2 separate regions of the Homo sapiens genome follow, and region 2 is linked to region 1. A link is a loop called in an ENCODE intact Hi-C map of the cell type or tissue named here. Cell type or tissue: heart left ventricle. All regions are shown on one strand. Links, peaks and the distances in the headings refer to the core of each region. The heading gives the core; the rest is flanking DNA.

The links. Hi-C counts contacts between places; a loop is a spot of excess contacts. Peaks named below come from ENCODE experiments on the same cell type or tissue, not always from the same donor. Only the 100,000 strongest peaks of a DNase experiment are listed, where the experiment ranks them.
Region 2: it touches region 1 in a loop (4-fold over the local background); 30 of 110 quality-filtered maps call a loop at or near these places.

Annotation. Positions count from the first base shown.
Region 1 is chr10:79,218,249-79,223,609 of GRCh38, forward strand. The region is part of intron 7 of ZMIZ1 (zinc finger MIZ-type containing 1); the gene reads left to right. Among named protein-coding and RNA genes, the nearest start is that of PPIF, 130 kb to the right of the region's middle. RefSeq lists enhancers at 2,311-5,361, 4,902-5,361. In heart left ventricle, for the core only: a CTCF peak has its summit at 3,084; DNase peaks (open chromatin) are centred at 3,073 and 4,187; H3K27ac peaks cover 3,515 bases.
Region 2 is chr10:79,271,626-79,276,986 of GRCh38, forward strand. The region is part of intron 7 of ZMIZ1 (zinc finger MIZ-type containing 1); the gene reads left to right. Among named protein-coding and RNA genes, the nearest start is that of PPIF, 73 kb to the right of the region's middle. RefSeq lists enhancers at 1,794-2,664, 2,665-3,536, 3,537-4,407. In heart left ventricle, for the core only: a CTCF peak has its summit at 3,222; DNase peaks (open chromatin) are centred at 2,196, 2,766, 3,176 and 3,936; H3K4me3 peaks cover 501 bases; H3K27ac peaks cover 3,081 bases.

The DNA.
Region 1 (5,361 bases), core at 126-5,125:
GGATCACTTGAGTTCAGTAGTTCGAGACCAGCCTGGGTAACATGGCGAAACCCCATATCTACAAAAAAATACAAAAATTAGCTGGGTGCGGTGGTGCACGCCTGTGGTCCCAGCTGCTTGGGAGGCTGGGGTGGGAGGATCACTTGAGCCTGGGAGGTGGAGGTTGCAGTGAGTCAAGATCGAGCCACTGCATTCCAGCCTGGGTGATAGAGTAAGACCCTGTCTCAAAACAACAACAACAACCAAGAAACAACAACAAAAAAACCTAGTGATTAACTATACTTCTTGACCCCTAGTCTAGAGGGAGAGGAAAACATTGATCAAATAATTAGAGGGGTGTGTGTGTGTGTGTGTGTGTCTGTCTGTCTGTCTGTGTAAGCTCAAGCTGTGATAAGTGCCTTGAAGGAAAAGTAAAAGTGAAGGATGGCAAGGGGGTGTTGTTGAGGGCAGACCACTCTGGGGTTGCAGCAGTCTCCCCTGAGACCTGAAGGTTGAGTAAGTGAAGAAAAAGAGAAAGAGCGTCTTTGCAGTTAAGGGGACAGCCTGTGCAAAGGTGTTGAGGTAGAAGGGGAGCATGCACGGCTTTTTGTCAGAACTAAGAGAAAGGCAGTGATTCTGGAGCCCAGAGGCAGGGGGTACATGGCAAAGGCGAGGCTGGAGAGGTCAGCAGCAGCGGAAACATTCAGGGCCTGTCTTGGAGGTCACAGTCTTTGTCCTGAGAGTAATGGGAACATGGCTAAATGCTCATTTTGTGATGACAGCTCGGGCTATAAAAGAACAGATTGCACGGGGGGTGGGGGGACGTGGAGGCCTGCCTGGATGTAGGTGGCCAGTTGACAGATCACTGGGAGGTCGGGGTGAGGATGATGGTGGCTGGATCAGGAAGACAAGAGTGGAATGGAGACAGAGGGATATTTAAGAGGCAAAACTATGCCACAGAGGGAGAAGGAGACCTGGAGAATGGGCTGTCCCAGGAGCCCAGTGCCTCCCCAGAGGAGCAGGAGAGACTCAGGTCTCTGTGCAGTCCCTCCACAAAGGGTCACTGAAACCCCTGCCCTGCTGGCACGTGCTGGGTGTTCTCATATGTTTTGTGGTGGTGCCAAGCTTTGTGAGACACAGAATACTATCTACATTTATGGATGAAAAAATGGAAGCTCAGAGAGGTCCTATGACTTCCCTGAGGTCACCCAACTCATAAGTAATAGGCTGGAACCTGAACTAGCCTCCTGGCTGCAGGCCCAGGGCTCTGCCTGCCCCATCACACCAGGCCTGGGCAGCCCTCCATTTCCTTTGGAAAGAGCCCTTCATGCTGCTCAGGGGTCTCCAGCAAGGCCTCTGAGTGGCATTCCCAGCATCACTTCTTCGCTTGAAACAGGGATTTGTTCTTTCCTCCATCTGCACCCCTGCTTGAACACAGCCTTTGTAATTTAGAAAGCCCTTTCCCATGCATTGTGTCTGTGAACTCACGTGACACTCTGACACTATGCAGGCTCCCAGGGATGAATTCTCAGTGTACCCATTCTGCAGCTGAGAACACTGAGGCACAGCAGTGCCTGTGGCTTGGCCATCCTCAGATTTCCTTATTAGGAGTCAAACCCTTGTCAGTGCCCACAGCCATGACTAACTACCTTTCAGGGCCACCCATCCAGATATATGGGCTCTCGGGATCCCAGCCACCCCCTGCTTGCCCCATCTTCTGGAAAGGAAAGGGGGCCAGTCTGAGGAGGAAGCCTCTACCTGGCGGTTTTATTTGAGGGGTGAAGGACCTGCCAGGAGCAGGCTGGGCCATAAGAGGGGTGGAGGCCATGGGGAGCAGAGCTGGGACCCCAAGTCCCAGACATGGCACCGGCGCCAGGCCTCCTCTTGGCCACCTCTCCAGGCTGTGGCCTCGTCTGTGAAGAGAGCTGATTTGCCCACCTCATGGGCTGCCTGTGAGGATGCAGTGGGACCCCCTAATCATGGGAGTGAGAAAGGGGCCCAGCTAATACCTGACGCACACTGGGGGCCAAGTAAATATGACCCTCCAGCCTTCCTCCTCTGCTTCCATGTGTCTGTCTCTTAGCTGATGTGGTTCCCAGCCTCTCTAAGGCCCCTTCTGTGGCAGCAAGCCTGTTTCCCACTGTCCTCTCTCCCCTCGGCTCTGTGGGTGTGGGTGACCTGCAGTGTCCCTACCCCTGGGCACAGCCCCGGTGTGCCTGTGTGGGGATGGCCACTCCCACCTGCCCAGCCCACTTCCAGGGAGGCCTCTGCAGTTCCAGAGCTCGCTCCAGCCCCCAAGCCCCTTCAGCCAGTCTGGGCCACCTGTCCGCCCTCCTGCCTTTCCACACTTGTCTGACGTGCCTGTGCAGTTCTGCCCTCCCAGGGCTCCCTGCTCCTTTCTTTCTTTGGTCTTGGGTGTCTGTAGGTCTGTCTCTGTGCAGCGGCCCCTGTCCATCTCTAGCTTCCCGTGGCTTTCTCTGCCTTCCTGGGTTTCTCTGGGTCTCAGACTTTCTCCCACTGTACGTCTGTGTGTATGGTGTGTGTGAGGCTGTGTATGTTTGTGTTGGGGAGAGTATGTGGCTTTGTATGTGGGTGTGTGCCTGTGTACATGTGCATGTCTCTGTGTATGTCTGCATGGCTGTGCACATGTGTGTATCTGAGCATGCTGTGTGTGGCTGTGTACATGTACATGGCTGTGTCCATGGTGTGTGTATGTCTATGACGTATATGTACCTGTGTGCGTGTCTGTGTGTGCATGGTTGTGTACATGTGTGTATCTGCATGGTGTTTGTGCATGGCTGTGTATATGTACATGCCTATCTGTGTCTGCATGCATGTTATCTGTGTGTGGGTGCATGCCTGTGTGTGTCGCCCTGGCGCTGCATCCCCCTTCTGTCTCCCTTGTCAGGAGGCCAGGCCAGCCAAGGAGGGCCAGGATGAGATCATGCAGTGAGTGAGCTTGGAGCGGGGCTTTGTCAGGAGAGCTGGCGGTGAGCCGGCCGTGGTGCAGGAGCACGTGTGTGCATGTGCGTGCATGCATGCGTGTGTGTGTGTGCGTGTGTGTGTCCTGGGAGAGTGCGCAGGAGGCGAGCACAGGCAGTCACTGCAGCAGCCGCCAGGCAGGCGGCTCCACGCGGCCCTGGACGCCCAGCCCCCAGCTCTTTGTTCTGGCGCAGCCTTTAGCCTCAGAGCGCACGTGCGCGGGCGGGATCCTCCTCCTCACCAGGCCCCCTCCCTCCTCAGTACAGAAGGTCACCTGCCTGGCCCGGCATCCTGATGCTCCCTTGATTCTCCCCAGGCCGGGCCTTAGCATTGCCCCACCCCCACCTTCCATGCCAGCCCGAGGGGACTTGGCGGGCAGCACTGAAATGTCAGCCTCCTCATCACCTAGCAGTCCCACGCCTGCTGGCAACGTGGGCACCAAGCACCAGGCAGTCGCCATGTCGAGGTCCCCAAGAGCCTTCTGCCTGTCTCAGCTCCTGTCCATGCTTGAAGAAAGCCATATGGCCTCAGCTGACCCGTGAGCAGCCAGTCACTGTTGAAATAATCGAATAGGGAATGCTGGAGCCCAGGGCCCAGAGAGGGGAGGACCCACCCCAAGTCCTAGCGAGGCAGGGCCAGAGTCCAGAAGAGAGCCCGAATGCCTGCTGCCTTCTCGCGCCCTTCCTGTCTTCCTGAGGCTGGCCTCACAGCTGTGGGCTCCCACCCTCATGCTATTGGCAAAGTCAAAACGCAGAGAGAGCAGCAGGTCCAGGAGGCCTTGGAGCTTCCGCAGGATGTCCTGAGACAGGTCGTCAGAACTCAGGAGAGTGGTGAGAACTGGAAGAACTGCCACCACTGAGGAAGAGGCCAGCTTTCCTTAGGGATGAGTGGCTGGTGGCTGTCAATCAGAAAACACAGACTGGCTGCTCATAGGCCAGATGTGGCCCACAGACACCTGAGATTGGACCACTCAATGTTTTTTTTTTATGCATACAAGTTGCCAGCATTCACTGTTTAGGAAATTTGTACAACAGAGTCAAATGCCTGGCTTCCTTTGAGTGGGAATCTTGGACCCGCGTCCTCACAGCTGACTGGGACTGACTGGGTGGTGGTGGCTAACCTCTGGGACAGGCGCTGTGCCCTCCCCATCCTTCTCTATTGTCTCACACCCATGGCCTTCCCCACCGTTGGAAACCAGCCCTGTGGACATGAGTGTTTCTGACCTCTGTTCAAGGACACCCTCCCATCTCAACGCAGCAGCCCGAGTCCTGGGTCCCATGCAGAGTGGATCGCTTACTTTTTGTCCACAAACATCTCCTCAGCCTGGTTTCCCTGATGTTTTGACAGTCCCCAGAGGAACTGACAGCCATGGGAAATGTCAGCAGATCACAAGAGGGGGGCTGAGACATGCCCTGGGCCCCTGGCCAGCCTGGGAGGTAAAGATTCAGGAATGCAAAGGGGTCCCTGTCTCACCCTCCCTGTCTGTGGCCTGTGGTCCATGGAGAGAGTGCTTGGGAGAGGCTGGGTACTTCACTGGAGCTCTCGATCCCAGGGAGCTTCTATAACAACTTGTGCAGCAGCCCCAGGGCTCAGAGAAAGACCCTGACCCCAAGGGCCCTGGAGAGTGCTCCAGCCTTCAGATTGTTGGGAGAGGCACAGGTGTCAGAGGCCAGCCAAGTCATTTCTACCTCTTCTGCTCAGGACACCTTAAGCCAGGTCATAAACCACTGTTTCAACTTCTGTCTTTGAAAGCAAGCCCTCTTGCTCTCACCTGGCTGAATGGTGGACTCTCAGACCCCGTGGTGGTGGGGACATTCCTGGTCTCTTTTGGTGGCTTGACTCCGATCTCCCCCTCACGCCTCCCTTGTGGCTGCTCTCCACCCCTCTCTGCCTCTGCCCACCCCAGAACATGCAGCCGCCTTCCCGTTACTGGGAGGACAAATGGCCTTATTCAGGGACACCCTGCCAGAGCTGTCTCTCTAAGACAAAGCTGTGCGCAGCTCTGCGTGAAAAACAGCTCGCGGCCGCCCAGTGAGCAGGCAGGATTGGTGGGTGCAAATTGCAGGGGATTTGTTACCAGCTGCCGGTGCCCCAGAGACAGCAGGCAGGCAGGCCCTTGCCCTTGAAATGCCAGCCGCCTGGCAGGCTGGGGCACCTTTTCAAGGTCGGGACAGACTTCTTCCTGGACACCGGCCCCCACCCCCACATACAAGCTCAGCAAAGCTGGGATGTTGGGGAGGGGTTTGGCTTCCTTCCTCCTGCTGGGCTGTCTCCACCGCCCCGGTCAGGTGCCCCTACAAGGGGCTCTGGATTTCATCACCCGGCCCTCTCAGAACTGACTCATGGTCAGATCTGTTTAGTGGACGAAACCTGTTCACGCGCTCACCTCCCTCTGTTTCA
Region 2 (5,361 bases), core at 250-5,249, 54 kb after region 1:
TGGCTTGCAACACTAATTTACACCCCATATCCAGTGAAGCAGGCAGCTCCTGTTAAACCCATTTTATAGATGGGAAACTGGAGGAAGCACCATTAGAGATGAGCCTTAAAGAAGTGCAAGTTCTATAAGGAAAGAGGCATGAAATTGCAGGGTGTCTTGTGGGGCTGGCGCATAGAGAGGTGGGCCTGGAGCCTGCTGGGCAGAGGGGGCTTACGAATAAGAGACCACCTTCTGTCTGGAAGGCTCTTTCTTGCCTGCTACAAGCAGAGCACACACGGCGCTGAGAGGCTCTTCGTGCTAACTACATGCCAGACACTTTTAAACACTTTGTAGGTGTTAGTGTCATTCGATAGCACAGTAAGGCTGGGCTCAGTGGCTTATGCCTGTAATCCAAGTACTTTGGGAGGCCGAGGTGGGTGGATCACTTGAAGCCAGGAGTTCGAAACCAGCCTGGCCAACATGGCAAAACTCCATCTCTACCAAAAATATATATATATACACACACACAAAATTAGCCAGGCGTGATGGTGCACAACTGTAGTCCCAGCTACTCGGGATGCTGAGGCACAAGAATCGCTTGAATCCGGGAGGCAGATGTTGCAGTGAGCCAAGATCGCACCACTGCACTCCAGCCTGGGTGACAGAACAAGACTGTCTCAAAAAAAAAAGAAAAAAAATAGCACAATAACCCTAAAGAGTAAGCATTAACATTTGGCAGATAAACCGAAGCCCAGAGAGATTGTACTGTTTGCCTAAGGTCACGTAGGTGTGAAGGGAATGAGGTTTCGAATCGAATCCAGACTTTCGGAGTCCCTTACCCTGAACCACAGGGTTGTAGCTGCCAGCTGAGGTCAGGAGAGATGAGCGCCAAGGCGTCCTCCCAGCCTGCGGAGCTTTGCACGTCATCTTAAGTGGTTTGGACTCAGCAGTGGGGGCCATGTGCGGTTTCAGCAGGAGTGCTAGCCTCGCCTGCTTCACCGCAGTACCTCCAGAACACACAAGGTGCTCAGCAGCCAGTTGTTGAATGAACGTTGGGTGAGTGATAGAACACCTTGGTACTGTAGGTTAGAATGGATCGAGGTGAGGGAGTCTGGTCACAAGGATGCAGTTTGGAGAGGTGAGGGGAGCTCAGTGGGTTCACTTTAGACGAGTTGGGTGGTGCGTGCTTTTACGTTTTACGCTGAGACATTTGAGGAGTGCTTGGAAGTCTGGATTAAGGCTCAGCATTGGCAGTTCGAGTCTGGGATGATTCCCTGCTGCTGTCCCAGCCCCAGCTGTGGTCACCATGAGGTGAGCTGGAAGGCCCCAAGGTCCTCGGCACCAGCCCCTGGACAGGCTGGAGAGGATGACAGGGGATGGGGCTTGGTGAGGAGCCTGAGAGCCCAGTTTCTGGGGTGCCTGTACCCAGCTCAGCACCTGCTTGATAAGAACCTGGTGCCTTGGGTGATGGGGGAGAGGGGATTTGTTTAGGGGTCAGAAGCAGTGCATTTGCAGGTGGTTGTGCCTCTATTTCTCCTCCCCCAAAGAAGGCTGTTACCCATCAGAGATCTTGCTGGAGGAGAGGGGGCAGTGGGTACTGCCATAGCTGTACTGTCAGCTTGGCTGACGGGGGGTGGTCCCATGGGCCTCTGTGGCCAGCTCTGCAGGCCCCCTCCTGACCCTAACCCCCTTTCTGTGGCTGAACCTCTGCTCCCAACAGCCCCTCCTGCTTCTTGGTTTCTTTTTTCTTTCTTTCTTTCTTTCCTTTTTGGAGGGGAATGGAGTCTTGCTGTGTTGCCCAGGCTGGAGGGCAGTGACGCGATCTCAGATCACTGCAGCCTCCACCTCCCGAGGTCAAGCAATTCTGCTCAGCCTCCCGAGTAGCTGAGATTAGAGGCGCTGGCTACCACACCTGGCTAATTTTTGTATTTTTAGTAGAGACAGCATTTCATTATATTGGCAAGGTTAGTCTCGAACTCCTGACCTCAAGTGATCTGCCCGCCTCAGCCTCCCAAACTGCTGTGATTACAGGTGTGAGCCATCACGCCCAGCCCCTGCTTCTTGGTTTCTGACAGGCAGAAGGCCTCCCCATGTTGACACCCCAGATTGGAAGGGGCCCAAAAAGTTTGCAGGGTGGAGCTACAATTCCTCTCCACGCCCCTTGGCAGGCTTTGGAGTATCTCACTGCCAATTGCTTAGCCCCTTGGAGGGTGGCCGTGGGTCTAATGGCATTCATTGACAGCTGTGCAAGTGATGTGTACGTGGGCCTCCCGCCGTGGGAGCACCAGGCAGGAGGCCAATCGTCACCCGTCTGTGGGAGAGAGGCAGTCACATGTACTGGCCAAGGCTGTCCTGGGCCCAAGCGAGCTGCATTTTATGAAGGGGGAAAGGGACATTGGGTCCTAGCTGCCATTTTAATTTGAAAATTGGGGACCTCTGTGTAAAAAGGGGCCTTTGGGGCCAGCTCTCTTAACCACTGGTAAGTGGGGCCCACAGGACAAGGGACAGGCTGGCCATGTTGGTTGCTTAGGCAGTAGAAGGCACTCTTGACCCTGCCTGCAGCACAGAGGGGCTCAGGTCAGGACTGACACTGCCCTCCCATTGCCTGGTATGCTCTGCGCACACCACACCAGGTCCTCCCGTCTCTCCCACTCACCCTGGGACTGTTTTTGCCATTCTAGCAAGTGCACAGACCAAAGGCACGCAGGTCAAAGAAGCATGCAGGCCAGCCCCGCCTAATTAGAGCAGACAGACTTCCCAGTCCAGATGTGTGAGTGACTGGCCAGGCGCACCCAGACACCCGCCCAGCTGGTGTCACTCTGTCTGTCCTTGCGTAATCCCCTGCCTGCCTCTGTCTGTCCCTGTCAGCCCTCCTGGTTCTCTCGACAGTGCCCAGACTCTCTTTTTGGCTGCGAATTCCCGGGTGTTGTCATTAACCCACGTTTGCCTCAGAACAACTTGTGTTGGTTTGCACCATAAGGAGAACACGCACAACATCCACTGCCCCGCATGCGGCTGCCAGCGTGGCCTCTGTGCTCACCGGCCTCGGGGGTGAGGGGTGGTGACTCCCCATCCCCCCACCACCTCTTGGTTGTAAGAAAGTGGCCTTTGTGGCTGGCTGATCCACATATCACGCCTGTTTGCGGCATGCCAGACTGTACAGCAAGGCCCTGTCACGCAGCCAGCCTGCCTTTATTCCCTTTATGGAAACCACTCCACTAGGGGCAGGAGGACAAGGGCTGTCCTTGGCTGAGCAGGGGGTGGCCCGTGACATTGGAGGAAAGCCCTGATTCCCCTGTGGTGCCTCCGCCCCCTGCATGGCAGGCCAGCCCCCAGGAGGAGCGAGGGCTGCGAGGGGTGGGGCGGGCAGCAGGCGGCACCATCTGTGGCCGTCCTTTGTGCTGGCAGTGGAGTGATCCCTCCGTCACTGCGATCCAGCGGGCCTCGTGCTTGGCGTGCAAATGAGTTTCCAGATGCCCAGTGCCCCCGCACAAGAGGCGGTACCTAGGGGCCTGGGAGAAGGATGGAGTGGGCTGGAGGCTCGTTTTTGTGTGTCCTGGCCTGCCCGAATAGGCTGCCTTTCCAGCTGTAGCACATGTGTGCTGGACACCCACATAGGGGTGTTTGTTGGTTTCTGTGCAGACACACATGACAGAGGAGAGTGTCTCTTCTCTCATACTGTCCTCCTTTTGAGGGTGGTGGCAAGGTGACCCCACGGAGGGGGGCAGGACACATCTTTTAAGACTTAGCTCATCCACCAGGCCCCCTCCTGGAGGGAGAAACAGGGCCCCTCTTGGGGACCACAGCCCCTGCTTGCCTTCTTGGTTGGGCATCTTTGTGTACCACACAAGCTGAGCAGATGGAGCAAGCAGCTCTGGCGACTTCTCGGGGCTTTGGGCTGACGGGAACCCCGTCCAGGATCTGGGCGGCTTGGGATGGCAGCCTGCCCAGCCACTCCCGGTCACTGTGCCTATGGGTGTCTTCCACCAGTGCCGGCCAAACGTGGTGGCGTACAAGAGGCCTGAGGGGTTCCTTATTGAGTCAGAGGGGCTGGGGAGCTGTGAACACCTAGGATTTTGCCTTCTGAAGGCTTTCACCTCCTCCCCACCTTCTGGTCCAGCCTCAGGCTCTACCACCAGGGCATGGGGCCAGGAGCAGGAGCACTGTCTCTGTCCCTGCTGACTCTGGCTGTGGTTACTGTGAGTAGCTTTGCCTGACTGGGCCCCCGTCTACTCATCTGTAGAATGAGGATAATAATAGCTAATGATGTCCTAGATGGTCAAGAAAAAAAAAGGATGCAGAAGCACGTTGTGCAGCATCCAGATGGGAGACCCTTGAAATGTGGAGTCGGCTTTGCACCCAGCCAAGTGGCTGAGCAGTTATGATTCAAAATATGCCTGGCCACTCTTGCCCATCGACTACTTCCATAACGCTCAGGTCACTCCCAGCAGGAGTAGGACATCAGCTGAGGTGTGGCCACCCTTTGTCCAGCATTCCACAGACCCAGCAGGCCCCCATCCGTCCCTCCCTGCAGCCTGGGAGGAAGGCAGGACACGAGGCATTACTCCTTTTTACCTCTAAGCAAACTGAGGCCCAGAGAGTCTGTGGGCTCCTGAAGTCAAACAGCAAGATGGTGACTGAGCGCAGCCAGTTCCCCAGCCCTCAGCGTCCTCATGTACTTCAGGAGGACAGGCCAGCTGAGACACGATGGACAGCCCAGGCTGAGACACGCTGGCCTGGGAGGCGCTTTTGGCTCCTGTGGCCACGTGGGGACAGTGAACAGTGAAAGAAAATGGAAGTTTTCCCCAGTCCCCAGTTCATGTGGGGCTCTCTTATCCCGGATGTGGATGGCTGCTCTGTGCTCCTGCCTTGGGCACCCCTGGCTGCCTCCTGCTTGGCCCCCCACCACCCTGGCCACCCTCTGCTCTGGACATCCTTTGTCTTCCTAGGCATTTGTGCCCAGCAGAGCAGGGACCAACCGTGGGTGTGACCAGAAGGTGTGTGCTAGGGGGCCAGTTTCTGGGCAGGAGTTTCAGGGACAGCCCTGCAGACACTCCTAGGTTGTCAGCAGATTCCAAGATTTTGTTCAAACCTTGTGATGTTTGAGCCCACCCATGGGGAGAAGCCACGCTTTGCCTCTGATCGAAGTGTGAGGGAGTGAGCTTCCCTGAGGGGGATCTGGGGTGGTGGGCAGCTGCTAAGCTTGCCCTGACTCAAGGTCTGTGTCAGGCCCCCTCACTCCTCCAGTTTCCACTTGGCACCATCTCTGCCACCCTTCCCATCATCCTGACTCTCCCCCTCTTTGCCTCCACGGACCACTACTTCCTGCACGCGGGCCATTCTGACCCCCTCTTCATGACAGAAACTTTTGTATCCTCCTTC